Regions from separate parts of the Homo sapiens genome. Here region 2 is linked to region 1. The links are chromatin loops, found by intact Hi-C in ENCODE. Cell type or tissue: Calu3. All regions are shown on one strand. Each heading gives the region's core, and the rest is flanking DNA. Links, peaks and the distances in the headings are about the cores only.

Region 1 (5,389 bases), core at 324-5,323:
TCCCCTACTGGGAAATTGTATTACTCCACTGCTCTCCCCACCCATAACTTACAGCTTAAAGAAGACTTTTTATTGCAATTCTCTCCTCTCTCACCTCCAAACAGGTGAAGGCTTTGGAATATTTTTGCTTCCTTTTTTCTCATATCCCTCCTTACTACAATTCTTCAATTCTACTGAGGTGGTTTAATTCTTTAAATCCAAAGTTTTTATTAGAACTTTCCTTTTATATGCTCCTCTATTTCTAGAGTCTTTGTTTAGTACTTATGTTACACACTCCCAGCATATCATTGTCCATTTTTTTTAATTAGTTATCAAAAATTCATTGCTCATTACGGCTTTCGCTCTTCTTCTTTTTATTAGTTGTTGCTTTTATGAAGTTTTTTTTCTAATATTTTTCCCAGTTGAGTAAGGTTCATGACTTCTCTGAATCCTTACAAACCTTCAAATATCATTCTTTCACCCTTACAGGTGAAATATATCTTGGAGTCGAAAACGTACTCCACTGACTTCTAGCTTCCAATGTTGCAAAGGAGAAATTTCAGTACCAGTCTAATTTCTTTTCTTTTATAAATAACTTACAAGCTTATACTCAGAAAGAATGAGATTGTTTGTCTTTATCTTTGGAGTACAAAAATTTTATTAGGATATATATAGCCATAGTGCATGTATATATATAATCCTTTCTCAACATTTCTGCCTGAAACTTGGCATCTTTTCTTCAGTCCAGGTAAATCTTCATTTCGTTTGTTTTCATGCTTCATTTTCTTCTTCGTGCACATCATTTTTTCCTTCTGGAACGCCTATTGTTTGCATGTCGGTTCTCTTAAACCCCTCCTGCATCTCTCTACTCATGCTTTACTTTCTTTCTCTCTAAGCTTTGAAATATTTCTTGCATCCAGTTTCCAGGCTACTAGTTGGATTTCAAGCGTAACCATTTTCTTCACTATTGAACTTTACATTCAAAAGCTGTAAAATTTGAAATTGGAGCCTAAAATGCACCTATAATTCACATAACGACATTTTTAGAGGAAAATCTATGGAAATAATTGTTGCTATGTGTAAAAGTCTTGTTTTTAATATATAAATTAACATTTTAAATTTGCTTTTGGGAAAAAAAATGAAGAACAGCTAGATTGTGGTCCCATTTACAACTCTGTCCAGCATGGAGAAACCCCGTCTCTGCTGAAAATACAAAAACTAGCCAGGAGTGGTGGCGCATGCCTGTGGTCCCAGCTACTCGGGAAGCTGGGACAGGAGAATCGCTTGAACCCAGGAGGCGGAGGTTGCAGTGAGCCAAGATGGCACCATCGCACTCCAGCCAGGGCAACAAGAGCGAAATTTCATCTCAAAAAAAAAAAAAAAAACAGAATTTAAAAGTTCAAGAAATGCTGCTGGTCTGAAATATGCATTAAAAGCCACACCTTAGATATCGAACTCAGAATCTTGTTAAAAATCAACAAGAGATTGACAAACACTCAAGGTACAAATTACAACACTATAATAATTATTGAATATTGCCAAGTTGGAGAAGGAGAGAGAAGCAGAGAGAATAAGGAAATGTACACAATTTACATGAAGTGTTGAAAATCTTTGAAGTCCAGGTAATACCAGTTGATCTTATTAAAGCCACACCCTTTGAAATCACAACAGAAGCAGATGAATTTTCCAGAGCATAATTTTTAAGGAGAAAACCCTCTCTACATTTTTTTTATTATACTTTAAGTTTTAGGGTACATGTGCACAATTTTTAATGTTTCTGAGAACTACCACACACACATACTAAGCTATATACATGCTGTGACTATTTTTATTTTTAAGAGGGGGTGGCAGTCAAGACAATGTGGTTTCTTTTACAGGTAACACTACAATTCAATTTTAATGTCTTTTTCCCTCTCATGTCACCTTTATTTTTTGGTTCTTTTGAATAACAAGGAAAAAGATAAATCGAGAGTCATAAAGAGTTCTTTGGGGTAAACTGAGGGGATATAACCACCTAATTATGAATTTCCTGAATGTGCAACTTGACCAGCAGCAACTGGACGTGATTAGTATGGTGGGCCTCACCTCCAGCTGTTCTACAAAAACAAGTCAGTGAAGGATTTCCAAGGCACATTTTCCTCTGGACTTGTTTTAAGTTTAACAATGCAAACAGTGCGTGTTGCTCTTTTTTTTTTTTTTAATAGGTGACAGATTGTCAGAAAAGAAACAAGAGTTTTCTACAACAAAAAACTGGCTTATGGAACATATACTTCTGCTTGAGTTGAATGTGTTGGGCTGAGTGTAAGAAAATGCAAGCTGCAAATCTGTCTTACATGTGGAACCAAAGCTGGAAATGTGTGCTTTAGAGGCAACTGTAAAATTGTATTTCCTTCTGGCATATGGGCCAATGATTATGTTGTGTGAGTAATGCATAGATGTAATCCATGTGGTAAGCTTTGTGGATGAAGAAAATGTCAGTGTTATTGGCTGAGGCTTGGCAAGCATTAGCCATGTGTTTAGAAAAATTTACATGGCCTGAAACAATGCAAAAAATGTACTGTCCTGTTTGTCAGCTTGTGAACATAGCAAAAAACCACAGCACTCCCATCAGCACAAACACTGAGGGAGAAAATCTCTCTTGCTGTTTTCCAGTTTATGTTTATAGGAAAAGGATGTTTGCCTTACAACAAGGGGATTTATGCTTAATGGATACTAACTTTTACCAAATCACAAAATCTAAATAGGCATTTGTAGAATGAGAGATCCAAAAACTCTGGCAATATGATATACTAAGGGGAAAATCAGAAATCTTTATAGATTTTACTATTACTGTGTTCAGATCAATTTTTAATTGCTTTTAGCTATGGCTTCTTGAGCTTCAAAATAATTGTGGAATGTCTTCACTAAGTACACAGTAGCATAAATTCTACAGGATGTTGTACAGCTCTGTAGAGGGAAAAACCACCATGAAGATAAATGACCTTGGAGGACCCCATTAATCTTTGTAAATAGCAAGATGTTATTTAGCCATCTATTTTTTTCTTAAACCCAAAAGCATTTAAAAAACAGAATATTTAAGTTATAAAAGGCCTTAAAAGTGACCCAGAGCTGGCAGAGGAAGGGAGCCTTAACAATTGGTGGGGGAAACTGGGAGTGAGGGTGGATAGTACTCAAAAGGATGCTGTCTTTGACTTTAATTTCAAGGTATTACACAAATTGCCCTCAGATGTTTCAATCTCTTCTTTCACAGGGCTTCCTCTAATGTTTTTTCATCAGTCTTATCTGCCATATCAATATAATGGCTTTTAAATTTTTGCAAAGGGAACTTCTGCATCTACCTGTGAAGGATAAACTGATACAAGAATCACTTGCCTACCATAAACAACTAGAAAATAAGGCAAAATATATGAAAGGACAATTTTCAGATATTAGATATAAGGCGATGCAGAACTGAATTCCTGAATCTCTATCATTATCCTAGAGTACTGCCTTGAGGAAAATTCCAAGAAATAGCCAAAAGAAAATGAAGTCAGAGTCTTGTTCAGTTGAGGAAACAAAGATCAGTATGAGTAGGCCAAAGTAGCTATAACTTAAGGGCAGAGTTCAATAGAGAGAGAGCTAAGCAGCAGAAGGGGTCTAGAAATCTGCATGAGAGTCCCCTTGAATTTTTTGTGACTATCAATTTCTGTATGTGTAATGTGAAACTCTTTGTTGGGCAAGAAAATCTTCTGAGAAAAGACTAATTACTGAGAAACTGTAAAATGAACAATTCCCAGAAATCACACAGGATCAAAAACCTTTGTGGATGGAGTTTCCTTCATTCAAAGTGAAAAAATCTTGTTGAATACTTAGCCATTCAGTAGAGACTTGAAAAGTGTTATGCCTTAGAAGTGGGACTAAATTAGCTCTAGAATTTACCATTCTAAAACCTCCCTAAAAGAGTTTAGAAACAGGCCTCACAAGAGATCAAAAGTAACCTTCAAAAGCTAACTGCTCACGAAAAAGTCTTAACACTCATTAAAAGAGTACAACAAAATCCAGCACTAAACAATGTAAAACACACAATCTTAATCCAATTTTTAAAAATCATCAGACATGCAGAAAGTAGGAAAATGTGACCCATAACCGAGCAAAAATTTAGTAAATGGAACCCAAAAATGACAGAGATAATGGAATTAGCAGACATGTATTATAGCTATTATAAGTATGTGCTCACAAAGATATAGGAGAACATAAATATAAGGAAGGAAGAAAAGAAAAATATTTTAAAAGTCTCAGCACTTCTGAAGATGAAAAATATAATATTTTAAGTAAAAATTTCACCTAATAGGATTAACAACAGATTAGATACTGCAGAAGAAAAAATTAGTGAGCTTGGTGACTGCAACAGAAATAATACAACATGAAGCAGAGAGAGAGAAAAAAACTTAAAAAAAAAAAAATCCTTAGTGCCTTGTGGGACAATAACAACCGGTCTAACGTATGTATAATTTTGCCAGCCAAAACTTTTCCAAAGTTGATGAAAACTATAAATCCACAGGTACGAGAAGGTCAATGAACCAAAAGCAGAATAAATATTTTAAAGATGTACCAAAGAACAACATAATCCAATTACAGAAAACCAGTGATTTAAAAAGTTAAAGCAGACTGAGGAAAAAGGATACATGAGTAAGAAAGATAACAAATAAAAAAATGTAAGCAGATTTCTAGTCTTTGCAAGCCATTATGACATCTTCCAATGATGAAGGAATTAAAGTCAACTAAGAATTCTATATAGAGCATAAATACCATTTGAAAATCAAGATAATATATGAACTTTTTTAGCAAAACAAAGGCTGAGCTAATTGGTTGCCAGCAGACCTGAACTATAAGAAAGATGAAAAGAAGTTCTTTGGGCAAAGGGAAGATGACAGAAATTTGAATCTACACAAAGAAATGAAAAGTGCTGGAAACAGTAAATGTGTAGATAATATAACGGATTTTCTCCTCAATTTTTATTTTATTTAAAAGATAATTGAGTATGTAAAGCAAAAATGATAATGTGTGTATATCAATTTGTTTATAATATCTGTAGGAGTAAATATGTGTCATCAATAGCACAAAAGAAGGAAGGGAAAAATGGAAGATTATAAGGTTTTTACTCTATTTGTGAAGTGTTACACTACTATTTCAAGATACTATAAGCTAAAGATGCATATTGTAAATCCTAGAGAAATGCCATTAAAAAAAAGAGATACAGGTAATAGGCCAATAGTAGTGGTAAAACGACACTCTAAAAAAAGTAGTGAATCCAAAATAATCCTGAAGAGGTGAAAAAAAGGAAGAGAGAACAAATGAAACAAATAGAAAACCAACAACAAAATGGTAGATTTAAACCGACTGTATTGATAATTACATTAAAAGTAAATAG
Region 2 (5,389 bases), core at 280-5,279, 52 kb before region 1:
CTAGGGAGAGAAAAAAGCTTCCAGATGCAGGGCTCCAAATGTGAGGGTTTTTTTCCCTTTGGCATTTTTTAAGCTTAATAATTACACTGGACATATTTATTCAGAAGAAGGCCCACAGTTTTCATCCTAACAGGGACTTCATTAAAATTTCCAAGTAACAAATACATCTTTTCTCTGATGCCTGGGTTCCATGCCATTTACCTCTATCTTAAAGAAGTTACCTCTGAGACCTTGAGTTTCAACTCTGACTAGAGATGCAAGGCGATAGGGAAAGGTCCTTTTTTCCTCTCTTTTTTCTTAGCCATGGTGCAGAATAATAAAAGAAAAGGAATTCCTAAACTCTTGAACTGTTAGCAAACTTCTTTTAATTATCTCTAGTTAAAGGGCAACTGAGAAGACAATTATAAATGTCAAGAAGATTGTTCAACAAACTTTTATAACCCACAGCACACTTTTATATTTTTAAAAGTGATTAAAGCGTTCTAATTGGTATCATTTTCTATTTCAGAATAGTACTTTCCAAGACTTAAAAAAATGCTTCAGTTTATAAGACCTGTAATCTAAAATTTTCACTAACCATAATCAGAATAATGTATGGGAAATACTTAGTTCATATATGGAAAATCATCCACATTTTAAAAAAAAGTTTTGAAGAAACTTTTTAAAAAGTTGTAGCTACTTATGTTTGATTAGAAAAACATTTCTCTTGTGTGTGTTGGTAAAACAGACTAAGTTCTAAGAAATCTTTATGGCTATATATCTTACATCTATTGATAAGCAAGCATGAAGATACTTAATTCAGGTAAAGGGCTTTAGCCCATTTTTATTCTAATGGGAATAATACTAATGTGTATATGAATCCATTTTTGCTGCAGTTGGGCTGGGGCCAGAATGATATTCTGTATTTCTAACGAGCTCCCAGGAGATGCCAATGTTGCCATCCTTGGACCACGCTGAGTAGCGAGAATGCAGAGGACAGCATGTCTACCTTTTCCTGAGCCTCCTTTCAAAGGATGAGATACGGGAATACTGGTATCACACAGCCCCGAGAATCCTGAGGTGGGAGCAGGGGAGGCTGAACCCTCTAGATGTACCCTGAGTATGTTTTTACAGTGGGTTCAAGTATTTTAATCTGCTGTTCAAAAAATACATGAATTCGTCCTCAGTTCAAAGCCATAGGCTAGCTACTGTATGATGTGACACAATTCTGTATAACATAAATACAGTAATCTCATTAAATTTAACATCTGTGCCCTAATCATCACCTCTTTAAGGACTAAAATATTCTCCAGTGTTGTTGCTTTCTCCCCACTGTTTGAGGGAAAAAAAGTAAACCTATAGAAAAGTTGAAAGAATTACATGACAACTTTAAACCCTTCCCCAGATTTACCAATTATTAACATGCTGCTGTGCTTTCTGTCTCTCTCCTTACCCATCTATGTGTGTATATATATGTGTGTATGATAAATATTTATTTAGTTTATTTTCATGTTTTTATCTGAATAATTTAAAAATAAATTGCAGCTCTCCATTGCTTTTTATCATGTTATCATTTGTTTCTGTTAACAAGTTCGGCTGCAAACTGAATTGCTGACTGAGAGTCATGTGTGTGTGCAGGAAACCAAGGTGGCTTGGAGTTTCCCAGACTTTTTAGGTTCACGTTTACAGAGGAGAAAGCAAATGGTGGAAACTCTTGTTTCTCTTTAAAAATCTTTGACAGTTCATCCTTATGTTCTACCCAGTTACCTCACTCCACACTGCCTTTATGATCCCACTAGTGACCACCAAAGAGAGGGAATCTAAGAGAGAAAGCAGAGAATAACTTATTCTGCTAAACCCAACACAAATGAAAGGTGAGTTTGTTTCTTTCTCTGAGAGTTCGTATTTGGCTAATGAATTTTTGGATCTATGCTAAAAAAAGACAAAATCTCAGTCTTATTCCAAAGTGATTAAAATGATGGCCTATGCAAATACACGGTGACATTATGAAAGGGACATGTTAATGATTATTTAATTTATATGTACCTGACGACACCTTTTTATTCCCAAAAGACCAGAAGCTAGCCCCATTAAAAGGTCTCTAAAAGATTATTTCTGAGAGTTTCCCAGAGAACTGGTACTTCACTTATTCACTTAATCAACCGTCATTTAAGTTACCGGCACACAGGATACAAAATGGACAAAATCCATCCTACTCTTATAGAGTGTATACTCCAGCACAGAAAAAGATCCTGTATAATTAATTGACATGATATTGGGAGATTATGATGATGGAAAAAGCCAGTGCCATATATAAAGAGAAGTGCTAATGAATTTTGCCTGGGGCTTGAGCTGGTGTAGTTGTGTGTATAGATATTATGTGTGGGGGATGTGTTGTGGGTACTGGGGGCTCCTCCAGGAACCAGGTCAGCTGTGAAGGTAACCACTTATGCCAGCAGTCTCTGTCAGAGGATAGGTGGTCAAATGAAAGAGTCTCAACATGTAATGTGAGAATCTTACTAAAATGCAGACTATGATTTAAAGGCCAGAGGAGCACCCTGAGAGTCTGTATTTCTAACTAGATCCCAGGTGACACTCAGGTTGCTTTTCCAGGGACAACACTGTGAGTAGCAGAGGTCTGGTAAAATAGGTGGGGATTTTACATCAGAGAGAAGGAAGGGTTTTTTTCTTTTGTTTTTGTTTTTGAGACGAAGTTTCACTCTTGTTGCCGAGGTTGGAGTGCAATGGCGCCATCTGGGCTCGCTGCAACCTCCGCCTCCTGGGTTCAAGCAATTCTCCAGCACTTTGAGAAGGGAGGTGTTTTAGGTTTTTTCGTTTGTTTGTTTGTTTGTTTGTTTTGAGACGGAGTTTCACTCTTTTTGCCCAGGCTGGAGTGCAATGGCACGATCTCCACTCACTGCAGCCTCCACCTCCTGGGTTCAAGTGATTCTCCTGCCTCAGCCTCCCAAGTAGTTAGGATTACAGGCATGTGCCACCACGCCTGGCTACTTTCGTGTTTTTAGTAGAGATGGGGTTTCTCCAGGTTTCTCCATGTTGGTCAGGCTGGTCTTAAACTCCCAACCTCAGGTGATCTGCTCGCCTCGGACTCCCAAAGTGCCGAGATTACAGGCGTGAGCCTCCGCGCCCAGCCTGAGAAGAGAGTTTTAATCCTGCCTCTACCTAGGATAGCTGGTGACCCTTGAGTAAATGACTGAACTTCAGCTTCCTTATCTGTAAAAATGGCCATCATGTTATGTACCTTACAGCTTGTAAAGATTGAATAAGAATGTAAATACATGGGTCGTGACCAAGTAGAAGTTCAATCAAAATTATTTCCTTTTCCCTCAATTTTGAATATACAATATATAATTGCTTTAGAAAACAGATTTTGTTCCAAAAAACAAAATTCACTTAGCCTGTATGAATCCATTCAAAGTCTCATGACCCTTTTTCAAAGTAAATATTCCTGATATGTATTTGTTTTTATAGCAAATTAAGACTTTAAGATTTCCCTGAGGCAAAAACAAAACAATGGCCAAGTCAGATAAGAATACAGGAAGTATTATGCCTAGTCCCATAACCTATCCACTAATCCACTCAACCTTCTCCTTAGTGAAGTGATGTAATTGATGGGAGAAACATGGGCAATTCTGGAACTTTCCAATATAGCCAAGGGAAAAGGACCTGCAATAATGTAGTTTCATAAACCTAAGAAGATTTCTTTAATGTACTTGGGAGAAGATAATCGGAAATAAGCAGTAAACACCTAAAACCACATTTGCATAAGGTTTTACTGTTTCATTTTCTCATATAGTATGTAATTTGAGCCTCAAAAAATCTGATTTTTCAGGAAAGTCAGGTATGTTGCAAATGAGGAGACTGAGGCCCAAAGAGGTGAAGTGATTTCTTCACTCTACTACAAGTTATTGAGTAATAAAAAAGCCCTGCCCAAGATCGCCTGCTTTCACCATAATCTACGCTTTTGTTTTGCCAGGGGTGGGAGGTTAAGGTGGGGAGGGAGATGGGGGAAAGCAGGATAACGGTTTGTGTTCATGGGCAGTGAGCAGCAAAGAGGCTCTTAGAGTGGAATGCTTCCTCGGCTCAGAGAGTGGAATGCTTCTTTTGCCTTCCAGTCAACTCTGGCTTCAATGATTTAGTGCCTGTGTTCTCAGTGACATTTGTTGGGGTGGAGTTAAGTAAATCACGTTGAAGGGGGAACAAAATCTAACATGATTTATTTTTTAAATGTTTTGGAAAATTCACAAGTTTCATTTTTGGATTCACCCAATAGTTTTCTTGTTTTCAATATGCCTTTTTTCTGGCTCCAGTTCTCTCCTGTTTTCTCTATTGGCTTCTGATAATATTCCAATTTAAGGAAGTTTGACAGATTATTAAAACACTTACATGAAATTCAGATTTTTGTCCTGAATATTGTTTAATATTTATTGATACTTGGGAAGCATAAAGTCATTTTAATGAAGAACATATAAGGAATAGGATTAGCAGTTTATATTTTAAGTAAAATTCCTATTTTACTTATCACTATCACACATCATTTTGATTGGCTTTCTCTGCAGATAAAATGTGTCCTACTAAAATTAAAAGATAACTAAACTTTAGAAAGCAATACTTTAGAAGACTCAGCAGCATATGCTAAGAGGAGCCAGTTTATTTTATTTTATTTTTGAGGCTGAGTGTCTCTCTGTCGCCCAGGCTGGAGTGTAGTGGCACAATATCGGCTCACTGCAATCTCCTCCTTTCGGGTTCAAGCGATTCTCCTGCCTCAGCCTCCCAAGTAGCTAGGACTACAGGCATGCACCACCATGCCCAGTTAATTTTTCGAATTTTTAGTAGAGCCGAGATTTCACCGTGTTGGCCAGGCTGATCTCGAGCTCCTGACCTCAAGTGATCTGTCCTCCTCGGCCTCCCAAAGTGCTGGGATTACAGGCATGAGCCACCGCACCTAGCCTGGTTTATTTGACCTTTTATTACCCACGCATCTTTCATTGTTACTTTTATTTTCTTTTGAATGTTTTTGAATTTAAAAACTTTTAAATACATTTTTAATTTTTACGAATACATAGTAGTTATACATATTTATGGGGTACATGTGATATTTTGATACAAGTACAATGTGTAATGAGCAAATCAGGGTAATTGGGGTATCCATCACCTCAAACCTTTATCATTCATTCCTTGTGTTAGTTTAATCGTTACTTTTTTTTTTTTTTTTTTTTTTGAGACGGAGTCTCGGTCTGTCACCCAGGCTGGAGTGCAGTGGCGTGATCTCGACTCACTGCAAGCTCTGCCTCCCGGGTTCACGCCATTCTCCCGCCTCAGCCTCCCCAGTAGCTGGGACTACAGGCGCCCACCACCACGCCCAGCTAATTTTTTTTTTTTTTTTTTTTTT

Evidence for each region. Peaks named below come from ENCODE experiments on the same cell type or tissue, not always from the same donor. Only the 100,000 strongest peaks of a DNase experiment are listed, where the experiment ranks them.
Region 2: it touches region 1 in a loop (4-fold over the local background); 2 of 110 quality-filtered maps call a loop at or near these places.

Annotation. Positions count from the first base shown.
Region 1 is chr3:171,992,766-171,998,154 of GRCh38, forward strand. No RefSeq gene overlaps it. Among named protein-coding and RNA genes, the nearest start is that of FNDC3B, 44 kb to the right of the region's middle. In Calu3, for the core only: no CTCF peak of the experiment used is centred there; no DNase peak of the experiment used is centred there.
Region 2 is chr3:171,940,730-171,946,118 of GRCh38, forward strand. LOC105374217 (a long non-coding RNA gene) reads left to right here. Exons shown (of 4, transcript XR_924718.4): 1 at 1-1,853. Among named protein-coding and RNA genes, the nearest start is that of TMEM212-AS1, 43 kb to the left of the region's middle. In Calu3, for the core only: no CTCF peak of the experiment used is centred there; a DNase peak (open chromatin) is centred at 2,712.